3 separate regions of the Homo sapiens genome follow, and all the other regions are linked to region 3. A link is a loop called in an ENCODE intact Hi-C map of the cell type or tissue named here. Cell type or tissue: chondrocyte. All regions are shown on one strand. Region 1 has its middle 55 kb from the start of CRLF2. Region 2 has its middle 92 kb from the start of CRLF2. Region 3 has its middle 41 kb from the start of PPP2R3B.

What was found. A loop is a pair of places that touch in the nucleus more often than their neighbours do. Peaks named below come from ENCODE experiments on the same cell type or tissue, not always from the same donor. Only the 100,000 strongest peaks of a DNase experiment are listed, where the experiment ranks them.
Region 1: a loop joins it to region 3, with 7 times the contacts of the local background. A loop is called at or near these places in 5 of 110 quality-filtered maps.
Region 2: a loop joins it to region 3, with 11 times the contacts of the local background. A loop is called at or near these places in 3 of 110 quality-filtered maps.

Annotation. Positions count from the first base shown.
Region 1 is chrX:1,156,224-1,158,723 of GRCh38, forward strand. No RefSeq gene overlaps it. Among named protein-coding and RNA genes, the nearest start is that of CRLF2, 55 kb to the right of the region's middle. In chondrocyte, a CTCF peak has its summit at 1,501 (motif pointing left); no DNase peak of the experiment used is centred here.
Region 2 is chrX:1,119,220-1,121,719 of GRCh38, forward strand. No RefSeq gene overlaps it. Among named protein-coding and RNA genes, the nearest start is that of CRLF2, 92 kb to the right of the region's middle. In chondrocyte, CTCF peaks have their summits at 1,229 (motif pointing left) and 1,430; no DNase peak of the experiment used is centred here.
Region 3 is chrX:426,742-429,241 of GRCh38, forward strand. No RefSeq gene overlaps it. Among named protein-coding and RNA genes, the nearest start is that of PPP2R3B, 41 kb to the left of the region's middle. RefSeq lists a silencer at 2,089-2,260. In chondrocyte, CTCF peaks have their summits at 1,135 (motif pointing right) and 1,342; DNase peaks (open chromatin) are centred at 1,240 and 1,570.

The DNA.
Region 1 (2,500 bases), 730 kb after region 3:
GATGACAGATGTGAGCCTCCACGTCCAGCCCATTTTTTTTTTGTATTTTTAGTAGAGACGGGGTTTCACCATGTTGGCCAGGCTGGTCTCGATCTCCTCACCTCGTGATCCTCCCGCCTCGGCCTCCCAAAGTGCTGGGATGACAGGCATGAGCCACCGCAACCGGCCTGAAAAAAAGTCCTAAGGGTCAGACAGTGTGCAGGACAAACCCTCAGTGAAGGTTCTTACCTCCGAAACACTCCTCTTGCCCCAGTAAAAGGATGCCCATTTCAATCTCCGAAACCAAACAACTATGCAGCATCCATGCCTGTGGCCGATAGGACCCACGTACAAAATTAAACCTCTCTTAATTGGGCCGGGCGCGGTGGTTCACGCCTGTCATCCCAGCACTTTGAGAGGCCGAGGCAGGCGGATCACCTGAGGTCAGCAGTTCGAGACCAGCCTGGCCAACATGGTGAAACCTGGTCTCTACTAAAAATACAAAAGTCAGCCAGCTGTGGTCGTGGGCGCCAGTAATCCCAGCTACTCAGGAGGCTGAGGTAGGAGAATCACTTGAGCCCAGGAGGCGGAGGTTGCAGCGAGCCAGGATGGCGCCACTGCACTCCAGCCTGGCTACAGAGTGAGACTCCGTCTGAAAGATAATAATAATTTTTAAAAAAATTAGCCGGGTGTGGTGGCGGGCACCTGTCATGCCAGCTACTTGGGAGGCTGAGGCAGGAGAATCGCTCGAACGCGGGAGTCGGAGGTTGCAGTGAGCCGAGATCACACCACTGCACTCCAGCCTGGGTGACAGAGCAAGACTCCATCTCAAAAAAAAAAAAAAAAAAAGTCACATCAGAATCGGAATTGCAGTTTTAAGAAGATGGAACTTCATTTGGAATCATTTCCTTATCACTAAGCTCTTCCAACAGTCCCTACACCATTGAGACTGGGGCCATGGAGGTGTGTTCCTGTCAGGGCAGCTAGAGAAGCTCTGCGGTTCTGAGTTTTCACACTTGTATTACCAAAAGGCAACGCTCGGCCTGGTGCGATGGCTCATGCCTGTCATCCCAGCACTTTGGGAGGCCCAGGTGGGTGGATCACCTGAGGTCAGGAGTTCGAGACCAGCCTGGTCAACATGGTGAAACCCGGTCTCTACTAAAAATACAAACATTAGCCAGGCGTGGTGGATCACGCCTGTCATCCCAGCACTTTGGGAGGCTGAGGCAGGCGGATCACCTGAGGTCAGGAGTTTGACACCATCCTGACCAACATGGTGAAACCCTGTCTCTACTAAAAATACAAAAATTAGTCAGGCGTGGTGGCGTGCGCCTGTAATCCCAACTACTCGGGAGACTGAGGCAGGAGAATCACTCGAACCCGGGAGGCGGAGGTTGCAGTCAGCTGAGATCGCACCACTGCACTCCAGCCTGGGTGACAAGAGCAAAACTCCATCTCAAAAAGAGAGAAAAATCAAAAGCAACACTGGAAGTTGTAGGTATTGGCTGCCACCAAGTGGCGATTTGAGGAGCAACGCCTTCACCGTCTACCCGGTTTGTGAAACAAAACAAGTTACCAGTAAAACTGAAGGCTTTTCTGAGAGGTCGCAGACCAGTTTTACAGACAAGCATAGACTCCCTGGTGGCCAGGTGCGGTGGCTCACGCCTGTCATCCCAGCACTTTGGGGGGCCGAGGTGGGTGGATCATGAGGTCACGAGTTCGAGACCAGCCTGACCAACATGGTGAAACCCCATCTCTACTAAAAATACAAAAATTAGCCGGGCGCGGTGGCTCACGCCTGTAATCGCAGCACTTTGGGAGGCCGAGGTGGGTAGATCATGACGTCAAGAGATCGAGACCAGCCTGGCCAACATGATGAAACCCCGTCTCTACTAAAAATACAAAAAAAAATTAGCCTGGCGTGGTGGCAGCTGCCTGCAATCCCAGCTACTCAGGAGGCTGAGGCAGGAGAATTGCTTGAATCCAGGAGGTAGACGTTGCTGTGAGCACAGATCGCACCGCTGCACTCCAGCCTGGGCAACAAGAGTGCCACTCTGTCTCAAAAACAAAACAAAACAAAACAAAACAAAACAAAAAAACAGGGCCAGGTGAGGTGGCTCATGCCTGAGCACTTTGGGAGGCCGAGGCAGGCAGATCACCTGAGGTCAGGAGTTTGAGACCAGCCTGGCCAATACGGTGAAACCCTGACTCTACTAAAAATACAAAAATTAGCTGGGTGTGGTGGCAGCTGCCTGTAATCGCAGCTACTCGGAAGGCTGAGGCAGGAGAATTGCTTGAACCCGAGAGGTAGAGGTTACAGTGAGTGGAGATCGCACCACTGCACTCCAGCCTGGGCAACAAGAGTGAAACTCTGTCTAAGAAAAAAAATAAATAAAATAAAGGCCGGGCACGGCGGCTCACGCCTGTCATCCCAGCACTTTGGGAGGTTGAGGCGGGTGGATCATCTGAGGTCGGGAGTTCGAGACCAGCCTGGCCAACGTGGTGAAACCCCATCCCTACT
Region 2 (2,500 bases), 690 kb after region 3:
GGCCTTGATAAAAGTCCTCCTGCTTTATAACTTAGCTTTTATTACTTCCCTCAGCATTGTTCCCATGTGGGCTCTGGGACTTTCCTTCCTTTCTTTTCTTTCTTTCCTTTCTTTCTTCTTTATTCTTTCTTTTCTCTTTCTTTTTTCTTTGTTTTTTTTCTTTCTTTTCTCTCTTCTTTCTTCTTTGTTTCTTTTTCCTTTCATCTTTCTTTTGTCTTTCTCTTTTTCTTCTCTTTTTCTTCTTTCCTTCTTTCTCTTTCTTTTTTCTTTCTTTCTTCTTCCTTCCTTCCTTCTTTCCTTCCTTCCTTTCTTTTTTTTTCTTCTTTGGTCCTGATTCTCTTATCACCCCTTATTTCCTGAATGCTAAGACGTTTTCCTAACCTGGTTTAAAAAAATAAATAAATACTGTTTTGTTTATTTCTTCCCGTAGGGTAAATTTATCCACAGAGACTTCTTGGCAGATAGTTTTCTTCGGAAGATGAGGGCTGGGTGATCAGTAAGAAGAGGTGTTGAAAGATGAAGGAGAGAGAGGTACATGGAAATGATTTGTCTTTACCTTCAAGGAAAAGGAACAAGAAAGATAAAAATTATAAATCAATAGGGCTGCTTTTGGAGATGCAAAAGTTTTGTTCATAATAAGAGTTATAATATGACCACCTACATTAAGTTTCGAAACAATAAATTCATTTTTTTTTTTTCACACAGAGTCTCACTCTGTCACCCAGGCTGGCGTGCAGTGGTGCGATCTCGGCTCACTACAACCTCCACATCCCAGGTTCAAGCGATTCTCCTGCCTCAGCCTCCCGAGTAGCTGGGACTACAGGTGCCCACCACCACACCCAGCTAATTATTGTATTTTTAGTAGAGACGGGGTTTCACCATGTTGGCCAGGCTGGTCTCGAACTCCTGACCTCAGGTGATCCACCCACCTCAGCCTCAAAGTGTCTCTCTTATCTACACTCTTATACCAGGGACATTGACCGGGTTTTGGTGTGTTTTGACATTTTACAGTTTCTGTACATGTCCTCTCAGAACTGCAGGAAATTCATGAGCTGGTGGCGTTTGATCCTTGCATATGGGAGAAGAGTCTTATTCTTTTAATTTCAGTATAAGAAGTGTGGTCCTCTAGGTCTCAAAGCCTCACTGAGAGACAGTGGGAGCATTTGGACTTGCAGGAACTGCCGGCCTCGGCAGTAGCATGCTCTGGACAGCCAGAAACTGGATCTGTGTTCCAGGGATGCCCTCTACTGGAAAAATCTATAGCTTCTCTTTCTTGCTTTCAGAATCTCTGTATCTTTTTTTTTTTTTTTTTTGAGACGGAGTCTCGCTCTGTTGCCCAGGCTGGAGGACAGTGGTGCAATCTCAGCTCACAGCAACCTCCATCTCCCAGGTTCAAGCAACTCTCCTGCCTCAGCTTTCTGAATAGCTGGGATTACAGGCACCTGCCACCACACCTGACTCATTTTTGTATTTTTAGCAGAGACGGGGTTTCACCATTTTGGTCAGGCTGGTCTCGAACTCCTGGCCTCATGATCTACCTACCTCAGCCTCCCGAAGTGTTGAGATTACAGGCATGAGCCACGGTGGCCAGCCAACCTGCTTTTCTTACTCAACATTATGTCTTAAAAATATTCCTGGGTCAGTTAATACAAATGTACCCCCACTTATTTTAACTGCTACGGAGTCATCCAGGGAAGGCTTCTAGATTTTATTTAGCTGTTTAAAAAATTCATTTGACTCATTTCCAGGTTTTTGCTTTTATTTTTGTTGGCGGGACAGAGTCTCACTCTGTTGCCCAGGCCGGAGTGCAGTGGTGTGGTCTCGACTCACTGCAACCTCTGCCTCCCGGATTCAAGCAATTCTCCTGCCTCAGCCTTCTGAGTAGCTGGGATTACAGGCTCCAGCAACCACACCTGACTAATTTTTGTATTTTTAGCAGAGACGGGGTTTTACCATGTTGGCCAGGCTGGTCTCAAACTCCTGAACTCAAGTGATCCGCCCGCCTCGGCCTCCCAAAGTCCTGGGATGACAGGTGTGTGCCACCACATCCGGCTAATTTTTGTATTTTTAGCAGGGACGGGGTTTCACCATGTTGGCCAGGCTGGTCTCAAACTCCTGACCGCAGGTGATCTGCCCGCCTCGGCCTCCCAAAGTGCTGGGATGACAGGTGCCAGCCAGTGCGCCCAGCGAGAGTCTCCGTATCTTACAGACTTTGGAAAACAGGATTTTAAAGAATTCAGTCGAGTTCCGTTCGGAGCTGAGTCATGCTGAAATTCCAGCTGCATTCAGGACCTGCTGCGAATAAAACAGGTGAAGTGTCGGGCAAGTTGGTTGCAGGTCTATAAAGGGCTTGGGATAAAGGACCCCAGAAGAAGGAAGGTCTGCCTGCAGGGAGAACATGTTGCTCAGAGATCGCTCAAGCGTGGTCCATATCCCCCACGTTCCCAAGACACCAAACTCCTCACCCCATCTTCCCAATTCTCATCAACAAAGCAATGGA
Region 3 (2,500 bases):
AGAACATGATTTCCATTGCTAATATTTCAGTGAATATCTCTTTTCTAGCTCTAACTCCACACACACACACAGACACACAGACACATCCCTTGTATGTATATATGCATTTATACAGGTGTGGAGGTATTTGTGCATATAGAGATATATATGATCTAGATGTATATTTAACCCATTAGAAAATGATTTTCATGCTGATAGTACTTCAGTGAATATCTCTTAAAAATATTGATCGCACACGTCCCTCATGAAAAGCAATGGTTCCCTAAACACAGACTGTCTGGTCCATCTCGGAGTTTCCACAGTCGTGACTCACATGCAAGCAATGTACAACTATGGCAGGGCTGGGCTCCTTCCCTCCCAGACAGGCTCAAGGTTATGCTCCCTGTGCCGGGATCAGAATCTGGAATCAGGACGGCCACTCCAGTGACATGAAAGGCACACGGGTGACAGGACGGACACCCCAGAGACAGGACGGACGCCCCAGAGACAGGACGGACGCCCCAGAGACAGCACGGAGACCCCAGAGACAGCACGGACACCCCCAGAGACAGGACGGACACCCCAGAGACAGGACTGATGCCCCAGAGACAGGACGGACGCCCCCAGAGACAGCACGGAGACCCCAGAGACAGGACGGACGCCCCAGAGACAGGACTGATGCCCCAGAGACAGGACGGACGCCCCCAGAGACAGCACAGAGACCCCAGAGACAGGACGGACGCCCCAGAGACAGGACGGAGACCCCAGAGACAGCACGGATGCCCCAGAGACAGGACGGAGGCCCCAGAGACAGCACGGACGCCCCAGAGACAGGACGGACGCCCCAGAGACAGGACGGACACCCCAGAGACAGCACGGACGCCCCAGAGACAGGACGGACGCCCCAGAGACAGGATGGAGGCCCCAGAGACAGCACGGACGCCCCAGAGACAGGACGGACGCCCCAGAGACAGCACGGACGCCCCAGAGACAGGACGGACGCCCCAGAGACAGGACGGGCGCCCCAGAGACAGGACGGACGCCCCAGAGACAGGACGGACACCCCAGAGACAGCACGGACGCCCCAGAGACAGGACGGCCGCCCCGGCCCCGCGTTTTCCATGACATATTTTCTCTTCGGCCACAGGATGGCAGTGCCAGCTACGGAAACGGTGGACCGTTGTCGGACCCTTTGCTGAGTTTTGAAACACGTCACTGCCTTCAGCCTTGTGGGTCCCCGGGCTGCGAACCCCGGGACCGCCTTCCCGCCTCGTGGGCCGGGGCTCAGGTCTTTACATTCATCCCAAACCGGGTTCAAGCCCCATCCCTCCCCCGGCTGCCAACCCCGTGCCGTTCAGGCCCCGTAACCGGCTACTTCGGAACTGACGTCGTGAAACCTTTGCTCGACTGTGTTTCTGACGCTCCCGTCACAGAACAGAAGCTGTCGGGAGTGAGCAATGGTCTAGCCCAGGAGAGGAAAATCAGCCGCGTTTCACTTTGCACCGTCATCTCCTCAGCCGCCCCGTTCCCTCCCACACTTGCAAGATTCCGAGGGAGGAAGCCGCTTCTCGGACCCGGGTCCCAAGCTGTGCAGAAAAGGCCAAGGACACATTTCCGTGTCTGTAGACGCAGCAGGCGGCCGCCAGGGCCTCTTGGGCAAAAGACTCCCATTCCCGGCTTTGCCTGCAGACACCCCTCCTCACACGGGCTCTGGAGGTCTGTTGGGGTTTTCCTCAAAAAGTTTATTTTTTTTGTGGTTTGCTTTTCTAGACAGGGTCTCATTCTGTCATCCGGGGGCTGGAGCACGGCGGGAATGATCTCGGCTCAGAGCAGCCTCCGGCTACTGTGGCCTCAAGTGATCCTCCCGCCTCAGCCTCCCGAGTAGCCGGGACCAGAGGCACCTGCCACCACGCCCAACTCATTTTTTTGTATTTTTTTGTATTTTTTGTAGAGACGGGGTTTCTCCATGTTGCCTGGGCTGGTCTTGAACTCCTGGGATCAAGCCGTCCAGCACCTCAGCCTCCCAACGTGCCGGGATGACGGGTGTGAGCCACCGCACCGGGCCTATTTTATTTTATTATTTCTTTTGTAGAAATTGTTTAAGTGGCTACAAAAGTCCACAAACATCCTCCCTGAGATTCTCCCTTAGAATAATCGTCTTCGTGGGCACACAGCATGTGCTGCTGCTGACCTGAGTGGCCTCGGCTCGACGTCTAGACGGCTCAGCGTTTGGACAGTTTCCAATCAGGGTCTGTCACCCAGGCTGGAGTCTGGGTGTGATCTCGGCTCACTGCAGCCTGTTTCCTCCCTCCCTTCCTTTCCTCCCTCCTTCCTTTCCTCCGTCCCTCCTTTCCTCCCTCCTTCCTTTCCTCCCTCCCTGCCTCTCTTCCTTCCTTTCTTCCTGGACAGCCTGGCATCTGCACCGTGTCCTGGCTGAGCCTCCTGCCAGCTCTGTGGCCTCGTTGAGGGGGGCGTGTCTCACCATCTTTGCACCCCAGTTTCCCCATCTGTGAGGCAGGGA